3 separate regions of the Homo sapiens genome follow, and all the other regions are linked to region 1. The links are chromatin contacts, found by Hi-C or POLR2A ChIA-PET in ENCODE. All regions are on one chromosome and are shown on one strand. Each heading gives the region's core, a stretch centred on a gene start or an enhancer-like site at or near the end of the contact. The rest is flanking DNA. Distances are from core to core; before and after follow the strand shown.

The links. A loop is a pair of places that touch in the nucleus more often than their neighbours do. ChIA-PET counts read pairs that join two places held with the same protein, here RNA polymerase II (POLR2A). Pooled maps may share reads with other maps.
Region 2: a loop to region 1 is called in a pooled map, with 4 times the contacts of the local background. The contact joins two enhancer-like sites. A Hi-C loop is called at or near these places in 2 of 50 pooled maps. POLR2A ChIA-PET finds 5 or more read pairs at or near these places in 2 of 52 experiments (GM12878 and OCI-LY7).
Region 3: a map with no recorded cell type shows a loop between it and region 1 (5-fold over the local background). The contact joins two enhancer-like sites. A Hi-C loop is called at or near these places in 2 of 37 single-sample maps with no recorded cell type and 2 of 50 pooled maps.

What each region holds. Positions count from the first base shown.
Region 1 is chr2:84,938,286-84,941,070 of GRCh38, reverse strand. No RefSeq gene overlaps it. Among named protein-coding and RNA genes, the nearest start is that of KCMF1, 31 kb to the left of the region's middle. RefSeq lists an enhancer at 1,053-1,562. Within about 2 kb of position 1,275, at least 13 of the 41 ENCODE cell types and tissues checked have a DNase peak (open chromatin) inside an H3K27ac peak, as active enhancers do; they include GM12878, where a contact is called at or near this core.
Region 2 is chr2:85,703,866-85,706,734 of GRCh38, reverse strand. No RefSeq gene overlaps it. Among named protein-coding and RNA genes, the nearest start is that of GNLY, 11 kb to the right of the region's middle. RefSeq lists an enhancer at 1,274-1,775. Within about 2 kb of position 1,619, at least 22 of the 41 ENCODE cell types and tissues checked have a DNase peak (open chromatin) inside an H3K27ac peak, as active enhancers do; they include GM12878, where a contact is called at or near this core.
Region 3 is chr2:85,860,164-85,863,079 of GRCh38, reverse strand. It overlaps ST3GAL5 (ST3 beta-galactoside alpha-2,3-sialyltransferase 5), which reads left to right. Exons shown (of 7, transcript NM_003896.4): 3 at 1,788-1,899. Among named protein-coding and RNA genes, the nearest start is that of ST3GAL5, 27 kb to the left of the region's middle. RefSeq lists an enhancer at 1,704-1,783. Within about 2 kb of position 1,384, at least 6 of the 41 ENCODE cell types and tissues checked have a DNase peak (open chromatin) inside an H3K27ac peak, as active enhancers do.

The DNA.
Region 1 (2,785 bases), core at 26-2,525:
TGCATGGCAGCACTGTTGGTAATAACTAAGACTGGAAGTAACCTCTGTGCTCAACATAAATAACAATGATGGTGCAACTGCATAAAGAAATACTATGCAACTATAAAAAAAAGAGGAACCTCTTTAGGTACTGATCTGGATCATTCCAAGATATCCTGATATATGAAAAAGCATGTATCTGAACCCTGTTATATTAATAATATGCTGCCTTTTGTAGGAAAAAAAGGAAAAAAGTATATATATGCATACACACTCATATAATTTGTATATGTATAAACTAGCTCTGGAAGGAAACAAAAGAAACCAGTAGATCCTCTGGGGAAGGGAACTGGGTGTCCCAGAGTGGGAAACTCCACTGTGTATTCTTTTTACCATTGGAATTTTGAACTTATTATGTTTTGTTTATTTATTTACTTATTTATTATTTTTTTGAGACGGAGTCTCGCTCTGTTGCCTAGGCTGGAGTGCAGTGGTGCCATCTCGGCTCACTGCAAGCTCCGCCTCCTGGGTTCAAGTGATTCTTATGCCTCAGCCTCCCAAGTAGCTGGGATTATAGGTGCCTGGCTAATTTTTCTATTTTTAGTAGAGACGGGGTTTCGCCATGTTGCACAGGCTGGGATTTCAGGTATGCGCCACCACACCCTGCTAATTTTTGTATTCTTAGTAGAGACAGGGTTTCACCATGTTGGCCAGGCTGGTCTCAAACTCCTAACTTCAAGTGATCCGCCCACCTAGGCCTCCCAAAGTGCTGAGATTACAGGAGCAAGCCACTGTGCCTGGCCTGATTTTTTAAAGAGCTCCCTCCCCCAGTCTCCCTAGCTGAGATTGGGGGGTGAGGGCAATTTGCATCTCAGGGAAGGTATGCTGGTCTCATTTCATCTCAATGATCCTTTATCTCCTCCACCAGAAAGCCCATCTTTGGTCATTTCTTTCTTCACATTGACTTGGCATAAACTTTTAACGTTATCAACAACTGCTTAGCCTAATATTAGCTTTCATTTCCCTTCTCCTTCCCACAGAAGGCTTTGTGCTTTCACGAACTCCCGGTTTGGTCAGGCTAAGGTTCTGGATTTCAGTCTTGGCTCTAGCGGCCGGCAGCTGTGTGGACACTCTACCATCTCAGTCTTTATTGCTTGACAATTGTAGCTGCTTTCAGCAAAGTTTGTTAAGCTCAGGGGCTGTTCCAATTGTCAGTTCTTCCTCCTCTGGTGGGGAAAGTCCCCTTTAAAGCCACGTGCTTAAAACTGAAACCTGCAGGCCATCACAAAGGCGGGGTCTCCACACCCATCTCAGCTCCACCAACTGCAGGCTCCCAAGTACCTCTTACACCCTTGCTGATGACCGCCCTTGGAGGAAGTTCAAGGCCAAGGTGGCTTGAGAAACCCAGCTCTTGGCAGTTTCTAAATCTAGATTAATTTTCCCTCCAGAGAGGAAATTTTGTTGGTTGCAACCTGGTTGCTGCCATGTGACCAGGCTTGGCCAGTCCAGATCTTCCCCCAGGTAGAAGGATCTGGATAGACTGACGGCAGACAAATAGAGACTGTTCTCAGCAGCCACGGCAGTAGACTGCAGACTGCAGCCTTAAGTAACCACCCCCCACCCCTACCCTCATCCCCTTCACTTTCACCACTACCCTTTCACATCACCACCATCATAATCACTACCCCTGCCGTCACACCAAGGTCACCTTACAACTCCATTTGTCTAGCAGAGACTTCACTGAAAGATTGGGGTAATAACTAAATAACTGCAGAGGATGAACATGGTCATGTATCTGTGTAGCTAAAGGAACAGTCCCAGTGCATCCCATGGATCTGAGGGAGGCCTAAGGAGCTCTACCAGGAACATCCCTTCCCTGCAGACCTGCTGGTGGGTCCGCAGCTCAGCAAACTAGAAAACTGTGGACACGGCTGGGTGAGGTGGCTCATGCCTGTAATCCCAGCACTTTGGGAGGCCGAGGTGGGCGGATCACCTGAGGTCAGGAGTTTGAGACCAGCCTGGCTAACACGGTGAAACCCCCATCTCTACTAAAAATGCAAAAATTAGCTGGGCATGGTGGCGGGCATCCCTACTCAGTAGGCTGAGGCAAAAGAATTGCTTGAACCCGGGAGGAGGAGGTTACAGTGAGCCGAGATTGTGCCATTGCACTCCAGCCTGGGCAACAAGAGTGAAACTCCGTCTCAAAAAAAAAAAAAAAAAAAGAAAAAAATAACTGTGTAGACTCTGACACTGTGGCATAAATATAAATGTACCCTAACATGCATGGGAACTTGTTTCTAACTTAGCATGTAGCGTGATGAAATGAAAAATAAGGTCTGTTATACCACATAAGGGTTCAGTTAAAGTCTTACCTCAGGATGTTTCTCCTCTGGTTTCACTTTTTAAATGAGTAATAAATCACACGTGTCATCTTTATAAGAAACTCCAGGATAGAGTTTTATTATTTTTTTTCTGGTCTTATATAAAAAAGAGTTGTACTTCTTTAGATTCAGGAGTGTGCCTTTTTTTTTTTTTCTTTGAGACAGGGTCTCATTCTGTCTCCCAGGCTGGAGTGCAGTGGTGTGACCACAGCTCATGAGGCATCCTCCCACTTCAGCCTCCTGAGTAGCTGACCACAGGCGTGTGCCACCACACCCTGCTAATTTTTAAAATTTTTTGTAGAGGTGGGGTCTTACTATGTTGCCCAAGCTGGTCTTGAACTCTTGGACTCTCACATGGACCTCCCAAAGTGCTGGGATTACAGGTGTGAGTCACCATGCCCGGCCAAGAGTTTGCCTTTATCACA
Region 2 (2,869 bases), core at 370-2,869, 770 kb before region 1:
GGGGGCGTGCTGGAAGTCTGTTGCAAGAACCCCAGGGTTTTCGGCCTGAGCAAGGGGAAAGCATATCTCACTTAGGTCACCATTTTTCTACGGGTAAATCTCCATCCAGTTCCTGATTCTGTCAGAGACATCTCTTCCTATTTGGAAGTACCACAGTGACAGTACCCACCTGCCAGCACAAGCTGTGCTGGGAATTTGGCACTGCCTATTCCTCTGCCTATCTTCTTTTGGAGAATTATCTGGCACCTACTTTGTACAGTCTTGGTGGAGAGTAAACCCAGCATCCGCCATCCCATTCCTAAGACAAAAGGGTCTTCCAGGTGCCCTGCCGCTGCCTGACTTTCCTCTCGCCATCTTACAGCAACCAAAGGCAGGCATGAGAACTAAGCTTGGACTTGCTTTCCTAGGAATGTGACTATGGAGTAAGAAACACAAGGACAGAAGGAGTGGTGGAAGCTCATTCATCCCAGTAATGGCACCTAGGCAAGACTGTGGAACCGTCCCTGCTTCCAAAACCATCTGAGCTGCCTGGCCCCTGTCTGTTTAAGCTCTGTTCTAGTCCTTCCCTTCCATCCTGTGGCAGCCATGGCCGCCCTGTCACTTCCCTTGTCTTAATTTAGGCTGAGTCCATTTCTGCTTCTTATCATCAATGAGCCTGGCCTTATACGAGCTCATCCTGAGGAAGAAAGAATTCCTATTTCCCCTTCCGAGGGAAGACCAAGGTGGAGCCTAAAGAAAAAATATGACCTTCCTACCCTGAGGGAATAAACTTGCTATGATTCTTAGCCGAAAAGAAGTCTACATAATTTGCTAGGCCTAACCAACAGCCAGTTGGTAACTTCTAAGCAGAACATGGAAAACCTGAGTGTGCTTGGCAGAAAGTTAGGACACCTGTTATGAAAAGGGAAGAGAGGAGTGGAATTTCAAGTGGTTACTCAACTCACCCACTCTCTATTGCATCACTCCTCAGACTTGTGCTGGGAACATTGCAGGGTCAAGCCCATTGCCTCACAGGATGAAGGAAATGGTCAACACTGTCAGGGACTTGGTTTTCCTCCCCCCAGCCATTTCCAGTCCTGTGCAGAGCATTCTGGTCCTGCTATTCCTCAAGGATATGTGCCCAGATTATTTACCCCAAGTTACAAGGGAGCTCAGGCCTCCATTCTTTGGAGAAAGGTGGATTTGTGTGGTGGTTCACAGCTAAGACTGCCTGGATTCAAATCCCAAATCTGCCAAGGCAATTATGGGGACTGAGCCCCCAACCTGTGGGATCTGACACTGTCTCCAGATAAATAGCGTCAGAATTGAGTTGGAGGACACCTAGCTGGTGTCCACTGCGGAACTGACTGCTTGCTTGCTGGTGGGGAGAAACAGCCACGTATTTAGGAGTCAGAGAAGTCTTCTGTGTTGATTGTTGTTGTGTTGGTGTAAGAGCAGAGGAAAAACATGGTTTGTTTTTCCATAAAAGGCATTGTTGAAAACAACAGAGCAATCAGCCAGGAATTAGCGTAGTTTAACGGATAGCTGTGGTCAGAGAAAGAAATAGATAAGAGAGCCCCGCCAAAACCACTGTCATTACAGGATGACTGTGGGTACACTCAAGGCAACGCTCCTTAAGGTGCAACATCAGAGGCTTCACACTGTGGCAGGTGGGGGAATTCACTAAAATAATCCAACCAGTCACCAAACAACAAAACAAGTAAATAACAGTATCAAGCTTGGGTAGGGGCAGGGGGATGACCGGTAGCCAGATATGTGACAATATATTGTCTAAAAAGCCCAGTTTCCCAGAGAAACTTAAGAGCTATAAAAAGAAATAAAAGAGTGATCCATACACACACACACAAAAAAAAAACAGGAACAGAAACTGCCTGTGAAAGCAACCAGATATCAGATTTAACAAAGATTTCCTAGCAACCATTATAAATATGTTCAGAAATAACTAAAGAAAACTGTGATTGAAGAAGTAAAGAAAGATATGATGATAATGTCTCATCAAATAGAAATATTAATACAGAGATAGAATTATTCTTAAAAAGAACCAAATGGAAATTCTGGAGTTGAAAAGTACAATAACTAGTGGGGCACGGTGCCTCACACTTGTAATCCCAGCACACTGGGAGGTCGAGGCAGTCAGATCACCTGAGGTCAGGAGTTCGAGACCAGCCTGGCCAACATGGCAAAACCCCATCTCTACTAAAAATACAAAAATTAGGCTTGGTGGTACGCGCCTGTAATCTCAGCTACTCGGGAGGCTGAGGCAGGAGAATTGCTTGAACCCAGGAAGCAGAGGTTGCAGTGAGCCAAACTTGCGCCACTGCACTCCAGCCTGGGCAACCAGAGCAAAACTCCATCTCAAAAAAAAAAAAAAAGAAGAAGAAGAAAAGTACAATTACTAAAATGAAAAATTCACTAGTGGAGCTCAACAGTAAATCTGAACAATCAGAAGAAAGAATTAGCCAACTTGAAGATATTAATAAATCAATAGAGATTATGCAATCCAAAGAACAGAGAGAAAATAGAATGAAGAAAAATAAACAGAGCCTCAGAGGACTGGTACACCATAAGCACGCCAACATATGCAGAACAGAATACAGAAGAGAAGGAGACAAAGAACAAAACAGAAAAAAATAGTTGAAGAAATAATGGCTGAAAATGTCACGAATTTATTGAAAAACAATCTACATACCCAGGAAGCTCAATAAACTCTAAATAGGATACATGCAAAGAGATCCACAAATAAATATATCACATTAGAAATGCTGAAAGCCGCCGGGCCTAGTGGCTCACGCCTGTAATCCCAGCACTTTGGGAGTTCAAGGTGGGTGGATCACCTGAGGTTAAGAGTTTGAGACCAGCCTGGCCAACA
Region 3 (2,916 bases), core at 135-2,634, 920 kb before region 1:
CTCTTCATGCCCTTATTTAACAAAAGAGGGCTTTTCCCTTAGCTATTGTAAGTTAATCTAAAATATGGTTAATTAAATTTCCCTGAAGGCCCTTGAATACTGTTAAATATCGAATACTAAAAATGATGACAGGTGTTTGAGCCAGGTCACCCTTATATCCTAATAAGTGATAGAATTAATCAAGGAGGAACTTGGCAGGTGTCTTTTTTTACATATATACCAGTCAAACCTAGTTGAAAATTGCCCTTTTTTCATGTCTAAACATAGAAATCCAACCTTGCAATCTAGTCTTCTGTCTCACTTTACTGACTTAGGAAGTGTAGGGGAAAAGGAAATTTATAAGAATAAGGCTTATGTTACATTCAGCCTCCCTTGAGTCACCAACCAATATTTATTGAGGCCCACCACGTTCATGACGTCATGCTGGGCGCCAGCCACAAGGCAGCAGGGGAGATAGACCTGCGCCCTGTGCTGCTTAGGCTGTGGGTGAGGTGGACTCGCTCCAGGAATTAAGGCACAGTCTGATATGTGCTACAGACACTGGGCTTGCCTTCACACCCTTTTCTTTTATTTTTTTTTTAAATCAAAATAAGGGAAGTGTATGCACTGAATGTAACACCTTTTCTGGGGCTGAAGAGAAGAATAGGTAATATTAGGTTTTCAAGATTGAAAATTCAAAAGGTATTAAAGAGTCTCAGTGAAACACCTTCTCATCCCTGCTCCCCATTTACCCTCCATATTTAAAGATAACCAGTGTCACCGGTTTCTTGTGTATATGAGAAATATTTTGTGTGTGTGTGCTCTGCCATGCCCCGTGCCCAAACCCACTTTTACACAAATTGATAGCATCCTGTTCACTTATCATTATACATAATCCCAACTTGTCCAAGTTGTCATGGGAAGCCTGTTTTAAATGAGAATTTTAAAGTTTTTAAAACACTCCCAGCAACACTTCATTGTATTCTCATCCTCAAATATTAAGAAATATTTTGCATCTATTATGTATAATATATTATGCTAGATGCAATTTTTTTGAAAAAAAAACTGCCCCTTTATTTAGAAAATGGATTACTTTCTCTTTATTTCTTGCATTTGTTTTTTCAAGAACAGAATTGTTTAAAGCAGTGGTTCTTAAATTTTGGTTGAAACTTTTTAGCTTGCGGTTTGTGTCACTGGAGAACTTAGTAAAAATGAGATTTCTAAAACTAAGACTAGACTCAGCTCTTTTCTCCAAGTCGTGTGTGTGTGTGTGTGTGTGTATTAAACTATATAATAGTGTGAATTTATCAGATCTGTAAAAAATATTTTTTAGGTCATCTTAAGGGTAACTAATGGTCCTGTCTCATTTCCCAGTCGGCCTCACTTCCGGGTAGAATTCTTTAGACGTACTGTGAATAAACTGTTTCTTTTCTTTTCTTTTTTTTTTTTTTTTTTAAGGACTGACAGAATTTTCAGGTCACAAAAGATTGAAGCCGAGATTCTGTAGTTCAAGTCTATTACTTGATTTTAAGTTCAATAATTGACATTGTGATTCAGATTTTGTTACAGTGCTCTTGCAAAAAAAGTTTTTTCTGTGTTTGCTTATAACAAAGACAGTCATAAATGACTAGTTTATCTTGTCAGGAAAATAGGAAATGGCCCCTTCCTTTCACCCCAATGTCAACTTAAAGATTGTAGTTTTATGCTGCATAGCAGGCAGACTCATTTAGGATTCCGTTTTCAGTTTCACATTGCATCTCATGATTCTCACATGACTACATCATAATACCTAATTGATTTTTTTCCAGATGTACATTGCTTGTGTTTGGAGTGTGGATCCTTTATATCCTCAAGTTAAATTATACTACTGAAGAATGTGACATGAAAAAAATGCATTATGTGGACCCTGACCATGTAAAGGTTAGATATCCCATTGGTGTGGTTTAAATGAAAACATTGCCAAGCATATGCTCAAACTATAATATCATTAGTCTACTGTGTGACAAATATATGTTAATAAAAGTTTGAACTCAGAGGGGAAAGCACTTAATCTCAGCACTCCAAAACCAAAGACAACCTTCTTCTAAAAACCCACCACTAACTACTCCACAGTATCCTTCTCCCATTTACTGCAGCTGGGGTGTGGGATGAGGTGGGCTCAACCCAACAGGCTCTAGGGCTCCTCTCCTGGAATTAATTTGCCCTGATGCTATAAAGTAAACAACAAAGAAATTCTTTCTTTTTTCTTTTCTCCCTTTTTTTTTTTTTGAGTCAGGGTCTCGCTCTGCACCCAGGGTTGAGTGCAGTGGCAAGAACACGGCCACCTCAGCCTTCTGAGTAGCTGGGACCACAGGTGTGCACCACCATGCCTGACTAATTTTTTTATTTTTTGTGGAGATGGGGTCTTGCCATGTTGCCCAGGCTGATCTTGAACTCCTAGGCTCAAGCTATCCTCCCGCCTTGGCCTCCCAAAGGTCGGGGATTACAGACATGAGCCACCATGCCTGGCCAGAAATTCTCTTAGTATCATCTGTCCTTCCTGTGTTTTATTTTTAATTTTAATGAATTCACATTGCATTGCAAGATTTTTCTTTCAGCTTACATTTATGTTTCCAAATCAAGTGACATATCAAATGCTTATGTCACTGATTATTTTAGTGGCTGGATTATCTGATAACATTTAGCCCAGGATGGAGGAAGAGATGATTTTAAATAAAGTAGCATGAGAGGGATGATAACTGACATGTATGGATGCTTTATATATATTATCTCCTTTAGTCATTGTGACTGGGAGATATCCCAGTATCATCTCCATCTTACAGATGATGGCTTGAAAGGTTGAGCTGCTCACCCAAGTTCACGTCTAGTTTAGCTAGTTTATAATGTGGTTTAGTGCTCCCGTGTGCCAGGAACTGTTCTAAAAGTGTATTAGTAATA